Regions from separate parts of the Homo sapiens genome. Here region 1 is linked to region 2. Evidence: chromatin contacts called from ENCODE Hi-C or POLR2A ChIA-PET data. All regions are on one chromosome and are shown on one strand. The core of a region is the stretch at or near the end of the contact, and the rest is flanking DNA. Distances in the headings are between cores, read along the strand shown.

What was found. A loop is a pair of places that touch in the nucleus more often than their neighbours do. ChIA-PET counts read pairs that join two places held with the same protein, here RNA polymerase II (POLR2A).
Region 1: a map of heart left ventricle shows a loop between it and region 2 (2.3-fold over the local background). The contact joins two enhancer-like sites. A Hi-C loop is called at or near these places in 1 of 168 maps with a recorded cell type or tissue (heart left ventricle). POLR2A ChIA-PET finds 5 or more read pairs at or near these places in 6 of 52 experiments (HEK293, HEK293T, PC-3 and 3 more).

What each region holds. Positions count from the first base shown.
Region 1 is chr22:41,259,094-41,263,072 of GRCh38, forward strand. RANGAP1 (Ran GTPase activating protein 1) reads right to left here. Exons shown (of 16, transcript NM_002883.4): 6 at 2,353-2,487. Among named protein-coding and RNA genes, the nearest start is that of MIR6889, 8.0 kb to the left of the region's middle. Within about 2 kb of position 1,943, at least 5 of the 41 ENCODE cell types and tissues checked have a DNase peak (open chromatin) inside an H3K27ac peak, as active enhancers do.
Region 2 is chr22:41,176,082-41,180,183 of GRCh38, forward strand. EP300 (EP300 lysine acetyltransferase) reads left to right here. Exons shown (of 31, transcript NM_001429.4): 30 at 166-447; 31 at 692-3,996. The coding sequence ends at 2,875. Among named protein-coding and RNA genes, the nearest start is that of EP300-AS1, 19 kb to the right of the region's middle. Within about 2 kb of position 2,695, at least 3 of the 41 ENCODE cell types and tissues checked have a DNase peak (open chromatin) inside an H3K27ac peak, as active enhancers do.

The sequences.
Region 1 (3,979 bases), core at 693-3,192, 82 kb after region 2:
CCTCCTCTATCACGGTGGTCCTCATCCTGCCTACATTCAAAGCCTATATTCCGTCTGCATCCCATCGGCCCCTGAGCTTTGGAGGAGAGGGCCATGTCCCAGTCTCCACTGTGACCCAGGACTGAGGGTTGGCCTGGCTTAACTGTGCCAAGGAATCTTCTGCTGTCTTCAGGTGCTCAGTGCAGCACAGGGCAATGGGGGGAGCGGGTGGTCCACAAATAAATACAGGAAGGCCAACCTGGGCACACTCCAGGTCAGGCCTTCTTAGTATTTTCTGTGCCATGAACCCTTCAGGCAGTCTGGTGAAGCCCCTGGGTCCCCTCCTCAAAAAATGTTTTTTTAAAATTTTAAGATAAATTACACAGAATTACAAAGGAAATCAACTCAGTTGGAACAGTTATCAAAACATTTAGGAAAAAACTCCAAACGCATGCTGTAGTGATATACAAACTTCTTGTTAATGCACCAAATAACAAGATCTAGGGGTGGGTCCACTATTACTGTAATTTTGATGTAGTGAGAAATATTTCTATATATCAGCAGTAACTATAACTTCATATGAAATACCTGTGATTTCCACTGGGGATAAAGTCACAAGATTTTCTTTTTATTTTTTTAAAAATTTTAAGCTGGGCGCAGTGGCTTATGCCTATAATCCCAGCACTTTAGGAGGCCAAGGCGAGTGGATTACCTGAGGTCAGGAGTTTGAGACCAGCCTGGCTAACATGGTGAAACCCCATCTCTACTAAAATACAAAAATTAACTGGGTGGGCATGGTGGTGCACACCTGTAGTCCCAGCTAATCGGGAGGCTGAGGTGGGAGGATCACTTGAGCCTGGGAAGCTTCAACTGCAGTGGGCTGAGATTGCACCGTTGTACTCCAGCCTGGGCAACAGAGCGAGACCCTGCCTCAATAAAATTTTTTTTTTTTTTGGGTTCAGGGACTACATGTGCTTGTTTGTTATGTGGGTAGTCACAGGCCTTTCTAATGCTGTGAGGTTTATTGTCTACATTTATAATCAAAGGTCACACTACATATTTTAGCTACATTAGTAATAAATAATAATGTTATTTTTTCCTCATCCATGTTCACAGACCCCTGAATTCTATCCACATACTGGGGGGGATTAAGAACCCCCATTCTAAGCCCACCAGAGGACACCTATGAAGGCTCAACACAACCACAGCGCACCCCCTCCTCCCAGTGCACTGAGGACAGCAGGCTGACGGCAGGGAGGGATCCAAGGATGGCAGTGAGGCCCCCACCAGCTCCAGAGGAGGCAGCAGGAGCTCCCCTGCAGCCAGGGGTGCAGGGAGACACAAGGCAGATCTCTGCGATGTTCACTTGGCACTGAAGCAGGCAAAGGGTATCTACAGACAGCCTCGATGGGCAGCCAGGACATTCCGGCCCGTATGAGCAATGCTCCTAGGATACTGTTTGCTGAAGAAAACATTTAAATTAAGAGAAGAGGGGCCGGACGTGGTGGCTCACGCCTGTAATCCCAGCACTTTGGGAGGCCCAGGCGGGCAGATCACTTGAGGTCAGGAGTTCGAGACCACCTGGCCAACATGGTAAAACCCCGTCTCTAATAAAAATACAAAAATTAGCCGGGTGTGGTGGCGGGTGCCCGTAATTCCAGCTACTCGGGAGGCTGAGGCAGAACTGCTTGAACCTGGGAGGCGGAGACTGCAGTGAGCCAAGATCACGCACTGCACTCCAGCATGGGTGACAGAATGAGACTCTGCCTCAAAAAAAACAGGAAAGAGAGGAGGGAGACAGACCCCAAAGTTTTCAGTCCTGTTAGGGGCAAGTGTAGCCTTCTGCTGGCACTCACGATCGGGGACTCAGCAATGTCCTGCGGGGATGGGGAGAGGAGAGTGGAAGAGGAGTGGGGATAAGGTCACCTGAGAGCACGTCATTTGGCACCTGAGCCCTGCGGCTGCCCCTGCCTATCTCCCTGTCTTGGAGGTCTGGTATGTTCCTTCTCTGTGCCCCACACCAGTGGCTGGGCCAGGCTACTGTCAGCACTCGCACCATCTCACTTCACCACTTCTGAGCCTGGCAGATGACACTCCTTGGTCAGAGTGGCCTGCCTGGCCTGAAGCCCCATAGGGGCTGGCTCACCAGTGGGAGCCAGTCACACACCTTTCCGGAAAGTCACACACCTTTCCAGAAATGCACGACAGGAATTCTGGCTCATTTTCGGATGGGTTAACAGGCTTGGAGAGGGCACGTGACGCCCCAGGTCTCTTGGTTGAGTGCCAGCCCTGGGATTAGCATCCAGAACTGTCAGCCTACTATGCCGAGTGCACCTCAAGGCTGCAGGGGCAGGATGGACAGAAACCACTCACCCTAAAAGCTTCTGCCAAGGCAGTGGCGCCATCATTCTCCAGACGGTTTCTGCCAGCCACAAAGACCTTCAGGGCCAGAGGCTTGCCTTGGGCACTGGATTTCCGGTGACATTCGGTCAGAGCTGCAGCCAGGATCTGTGGGGAAAGGCAAGGGGCCCTGGTCATGGGCAGGAGCCCCTTCTCCCAGCGGGGTGGCCACTGCTGCTGAACTGCTCTTCAACATCCCACGCCACCCATCGGTGCAGGTCAGGGGACGCAGGACTGCTAACAGCTCAACAGTCACACCTTAAATATGTCCAGCACTTCAGTTACACAAGGTTTTTATCTCTAATGCTGTGTCACACCAGCCTGAGAGGTTTAGCTTCACTTTCGAGACGGGGAGACCAAGCCCTACTCAGGAAAGGGAGAGACCACATGGAGTGGATGAACTTTTAGCCAGGTCCAGGGGAAGGACTTCCTAGTCAGCTCACTTCACTGTCTAAGGCCCTCTGCTAGGTGGGAAAATCATGGCTCCCATTTTCCAGCTGAAGAAACTCAGGGTAAGAGGAACGGAAACTTTCTTATGGTCAATAAACAAGTGGTGGACTCTGGACCAAAGCCCAAATCTTCCAGCTTCTCTTCCACGTTCCACAATGTCCAAGGGAGCCAGCTGCCAAGTCCACGGTCCAGACGAACCTGTCTGACACCTGCCTGTGCCTAAAAGCTGGCCAGGCACAGCAGGAGCTTGCCTGCTGGTGGTAAAAACCTAACACCCAGCTTGCCCTGTCCCTGGTGTGGTGCCAGGAAGTAGCTTCTACCCTGGTTACACCATTAGGAAAAGCACTGAAAAACGGAGACTGACCGATGGGAATCAGAGCCCATGGTAAATGCGACATAAAAGAATCACGAGCGAGTGCACCGAGAGAAGTGATATTTGCAGAACACCTGATGTTTGCAGAGCACCTGCTAGGGCCTGGGCATCCTTGGCATATTTTCTTGTTTCAACCTCAACACCAGCCTGGGAGGCAGGCAGGATTGGCCGTACTTTACAGATGAGGAAGCTGAGGCTCTGAGAGATGAGTGAATTGGCCAAGGTCACCCGGTAAGTATTTAGCAAAGCCGCACATGGCGGGTGGGTTGGCCTAACTCCTGGCATGAGACTGCACACAGCCATCCTTGAGGAACAGAAGAGCCAGCACCTGCCTGACTCCACGGTGGTGATGGTGGATCACGCACACACGATCACGCACACACTCAGGGTAGAGACATCAAACTTCTGCCAAAGACCAGCCTCTGAGGAAGCTACTCAGCAGCAGCAGCCGACTGCTAGGTCACCCCCATTCTCCCAGATTCCCTGGAGGCCACGTGGTGATGGCCTTAGCTCCTGCAGGAGTCCAACTTGGGTATGGAGAGTTCTCAAGCACAGGGCCATGCCTCTTGCCCCACCAACTCCTCTGGGCCCTTCTATTCTCATGGTGCATGGCACAGAAACCACACTAAACACACTGCCCAGAAGAAAAAGATTCCAAAGGACCTGCAGGCCTTGGTTAGACACCCAGACCATGGCGTCTGAGCTCCCAAGAGGCATAGGTCAGCAAGGCCGAGACCCAGAGACCTAATCAAATCAGTGGTCAGGGAGGCACAGAGA
Region 2 (4,102 bases), core at 1,445-3,944:
TGGTGGTGTGGGCCTGTGGTCTCAGCTATTCAGGAGGCCATGGTGGGATAATTGCTTGAGCCCAGGAGGCAGAGGTTGTAGTGAGCCAAGATCACGCCACTGCATTCCAGCCTGGATGACAGAGCGAGGCCCTGTCTCAAAAAAAAGAGACTGTCTGTTTTTCAGGTCTTCTTTGTGATCCGCCTCATTGCTGGCCCTGCTGCCAACTCCCTGCCTCCCATTGTTGATCCTGATCCTCTCATCCCCTGCGATCTGATGGATGGTCGGGATGCGTTTCTCACGCTGGCAAGGGACAAGCACCTGGAGTTCTCTTCACTCCGAAGAGCCCAGTGGTCCACCATGTGCATGCTGGTGGAGCTGCACACGCAGAGCCAGGACCGCTTTGTCTACACCTGCAATGAATGCAAGCACCATGTGGAGACACGCTGGCACTGTACTGTCTGTGAGGTAGGCACCGGGTTGTGGGAAGGAGGAGGTGAGCTCCGCAGGGTTGTTCTGAGGGGCCATGCAGCCACGTATTTTATAGAGGCCTGTGGGATGCTAGGGGCTTGGCCTCGTGTTTGAGGGGCAGAGCTGAAGAGGCTAGTTTTTGTTCTACGAAAGGGGCTTTTCTAGCCCAAACAATATCTAAAATACTTTTGAATGACTTAAATCTTGGAGAGTTTACGTGCACCTCCTGTTTTTTCCCTAGGATTATGACTTGTGTATCACCTGCTATAACACTAAAAACCATGACCACAAAATGGAGAAACTAGGCCTTGGCTTAGATGATGAGAGCAACAACCAGCAGGCTGCAGCCACCCAGAGCCCAGGCGATTCTCGCCGCCTGAGTATCCAGCGCTGCATCCAGTCTCTGGTCCATGCTTGCCAGTGTCGGAATGCCAATTGCTCACTGCCATCCTGCCAGAAGATGAAGCGGGTTGTGCAGCATACCAAGGGTTGCAAACGGAAAACCAATGGCGGGTGCCCCATCTGCAAGCAGCTCATTGCCCTCTGCTGCTACCATGCCAAGCACTGCCAGGAGAACAAATGCCCGGTGCCGTTCTGCCTAAACATCAAGCAGAAGCTCCGGCAGCAACAGCTGCAGCACCGACTACAGCAGGCCCAAATGCTTCGCAGGAGGATGGCCAGCATGCAGCGGACTGGTGTGGTTGGGCAGCAACAGGGCCTCCCTTCCCCCACTCCTGCCACTCCAACGACACCAACTGGCCAACAGCCAACCACCCCGCAGACGCCCCAGCCCACTTCTCAGCCTCAGCCTACCCCTCCCAATAGCATGCCACCCTACTTGCCCAGGACTCAAGCTGCTGGCCCTGTGTCCCAGGGTAAGGCAGCAGGCCAGGTGACCCCTCCAACCCCTCCTCAGACTGCTCAGCCACCCCTTCCAGGGCCCCCACCTGCAGCAGTGGAAATGGCAATGCAGATTCAGAGAGCAGCGGAGACGCAGCGCCAGATGGCCCACGTGCAAATTTTTCAAAGGCCAATCCAACACCAGATGCCCCCGATGACTCCCATGGCCCCCATGGGTATGAACCCACCTCCCATGACCAGAGGTCCCAGTGGGCATTTGGAGCCAGGGATGGGACCGACAGGGATGCAGCAACAGCCACCCTGGAGCCAAGGAGGATTGCCTCAGCCCCAGCAACTACAGTCTGGGATGCCAAGGCCAGCCATGATGTCAGTGGCCCAGCATGGTCAACCTTTGAACATGGCTCCACAACCAGGATTGGGCCAGGTAGGTATCAGCCCACTCAAACCAGGCACTGTGTCTCAACAAGCCTTACAAAACCTTTTGCGGACTCTCAGGTCTCCCAGCTCTCCCCTGCAGCAGCAACAGGTGCTTAGTATCCTTCACGCCAACCCCCAGCTGTTGGCTGCATTCATCAAGCAGCGGGCTGCCAAGTATGCCAACTCTAATCCACAACCCATCCCTGGGCAGCCTGGCATGCCCCAGGGGCAGCCAGGGCTACAGCCACCTACCATGCCAGGTCAGCAGGGGGTCCACTCCAATCCAGCCATGCAGAACATGAATCCAATGCAGGCGGGCGTTCAGAGGGCTGGCCTGCCCCAGCAGCAACCACAGCAGCAACTCCAGCCACCCATGGGAGGGATGAGCCCCCAGGCTCAGCAGATGAACATGAACCACAACACCATGCCTTCACAATTCCGAGACATCTTGAGACGACAGCAAATGATGCAACAGCAGCAGCAACAGGGAGCAGGGCCAGGAATAGGCCCTGGAATGGCCAACCATAACCAGTTCCAGCAACCCCAAGGAGTTGGCTACCCACCACAGCAGCAGCAGCGGATGCAGCATCACATGCAACAGATGCAACAAGGAAATATGGGACAGATAGGCCAGCTTCCCCAGGCCTTGGGAGCAGAGGCAGGTGCCAGTCTACAGGCCTATCAGCAGCGACTCCTTCAGCAACAGATGGGGTCCCCTGTTCAGCCCAACCCCATGAGCCCCCAGCAGCATATGCTCCCAAATCAGGCCCAGTCCCCACACCTACAAGGCCAGCAGATCCCTAATTCTCTCTCCAATCAAGTGCGCTCTCCCCAGCCTGTCCCTTCTCCACGGCCACAGTCCCAGCCCCCCCACTCCAGTCCTTCCCCAAGGATGCAGCCTCAGCCTTCTCCACACCACGTTTCCCCACAGACAAGTTCCCCACATCCTGGACTGGTAGCTGCCCAGGCCAACCCCATGGAACAAGGGCATTTTGCCAGCCCGGACCAGAATTCAATGCTTTCTCAGCTTGCTAGCAATCCAGGCATGGCAAACCTCCATGGTGCAAGCGCCACGGACCTGGGACTCAGCACCGATAACTCAGACTTGAATTCAAACCTCTCACAGAGTACACTAGACATACACTAGAGACACCTTGTAGTATTTTGGGAGCAAAAAAATTATTTTCTCTTAACAAGACTTTTTGTACTGAAAACAATTTTTTTGAATCTTTCGTAGCCTAAAAGACAATTTTCCTTGGAACACATAAGAACTGTGCAGTAGCCGTTTGTGGTTTAAAGCAAACATGCAAGATGAACCTGAGGGATGATAGAATACAAAGAATATATTTTTGTTATGGCTGGTTACCACCAGCCTTTCTTCCCCTTTGTGTGTGTGGTTCAAGTGTGCACTGGGAGGAGGCTGAGGCCTGTGAAGCCAAACAATATGCTCCTGCCTTGCACCTCCAATAGGTTTTATTATTTTTTTTAAATTAATGAACATATGTAATATTAATAGTTATTATTTACTGGTGCAGATGGTTGACATTTTTCCCTATTTTCCTCACTTTATGGAAGAGTTAAAACATTTCTAAACCAGAGGACAAAAGGGGTTAATGTTACTTTAAAATTACATTCTATATATATATAAATATATATAAATATATATTAAAATACCAGTTTTTTTTCTCTGGGTGCAAAGATGTTCATTCTTTTAAAAAATGTTTAAAAAAAAAAAAAAACTGCCTTTCTTCCCCTCAAGTCAACTTTTGTGCTCCAGAAAATTTTCTATTCTGTAAGTCTGAGCGTAAAACTTCAAGTATTAAAATAATTTGTACATGTAGAGAGAAAAATGACTTTTTCAAAAATATACAGGGGCAGCTGCCAAATTGATGTATTATATATTGTGGTTTCTGTTTCTTGAAAGAATTTTTTTCGTTATTTTTACATCTAACAAAGTAAAAAAATTAAAAAGAGGGTAAGAAACGATTCCGGTGGGATGATTTTAACATGCAAAATGTCCCTGGGGGTTTCTTCTTTGCTTGCTTTCTTCCTCCTTACCCTACCCCCCACTCACACACACACACACACACACACACACACACACACACACACACTTTCTATAAAACTTGAAAATAGCAAAAACCCTCAACTGTTGTAAATCATGCAATTAAAGTTGATTACTTATAAATATGAACTTTGGATCACTGTATAGACTGTTAAATTTGATTTCTTATTACCTATTGTTAAATAAACTGTGTGAGACAGACACCCTGACTTTGTTTCACTTGATAACACATCTTTGTCTTGGAGTACACCCGTTTTAAGTGCCTAATGCTTAGGATTCAGAGGAAAAAGTGAAAGCATTAGCTTATAG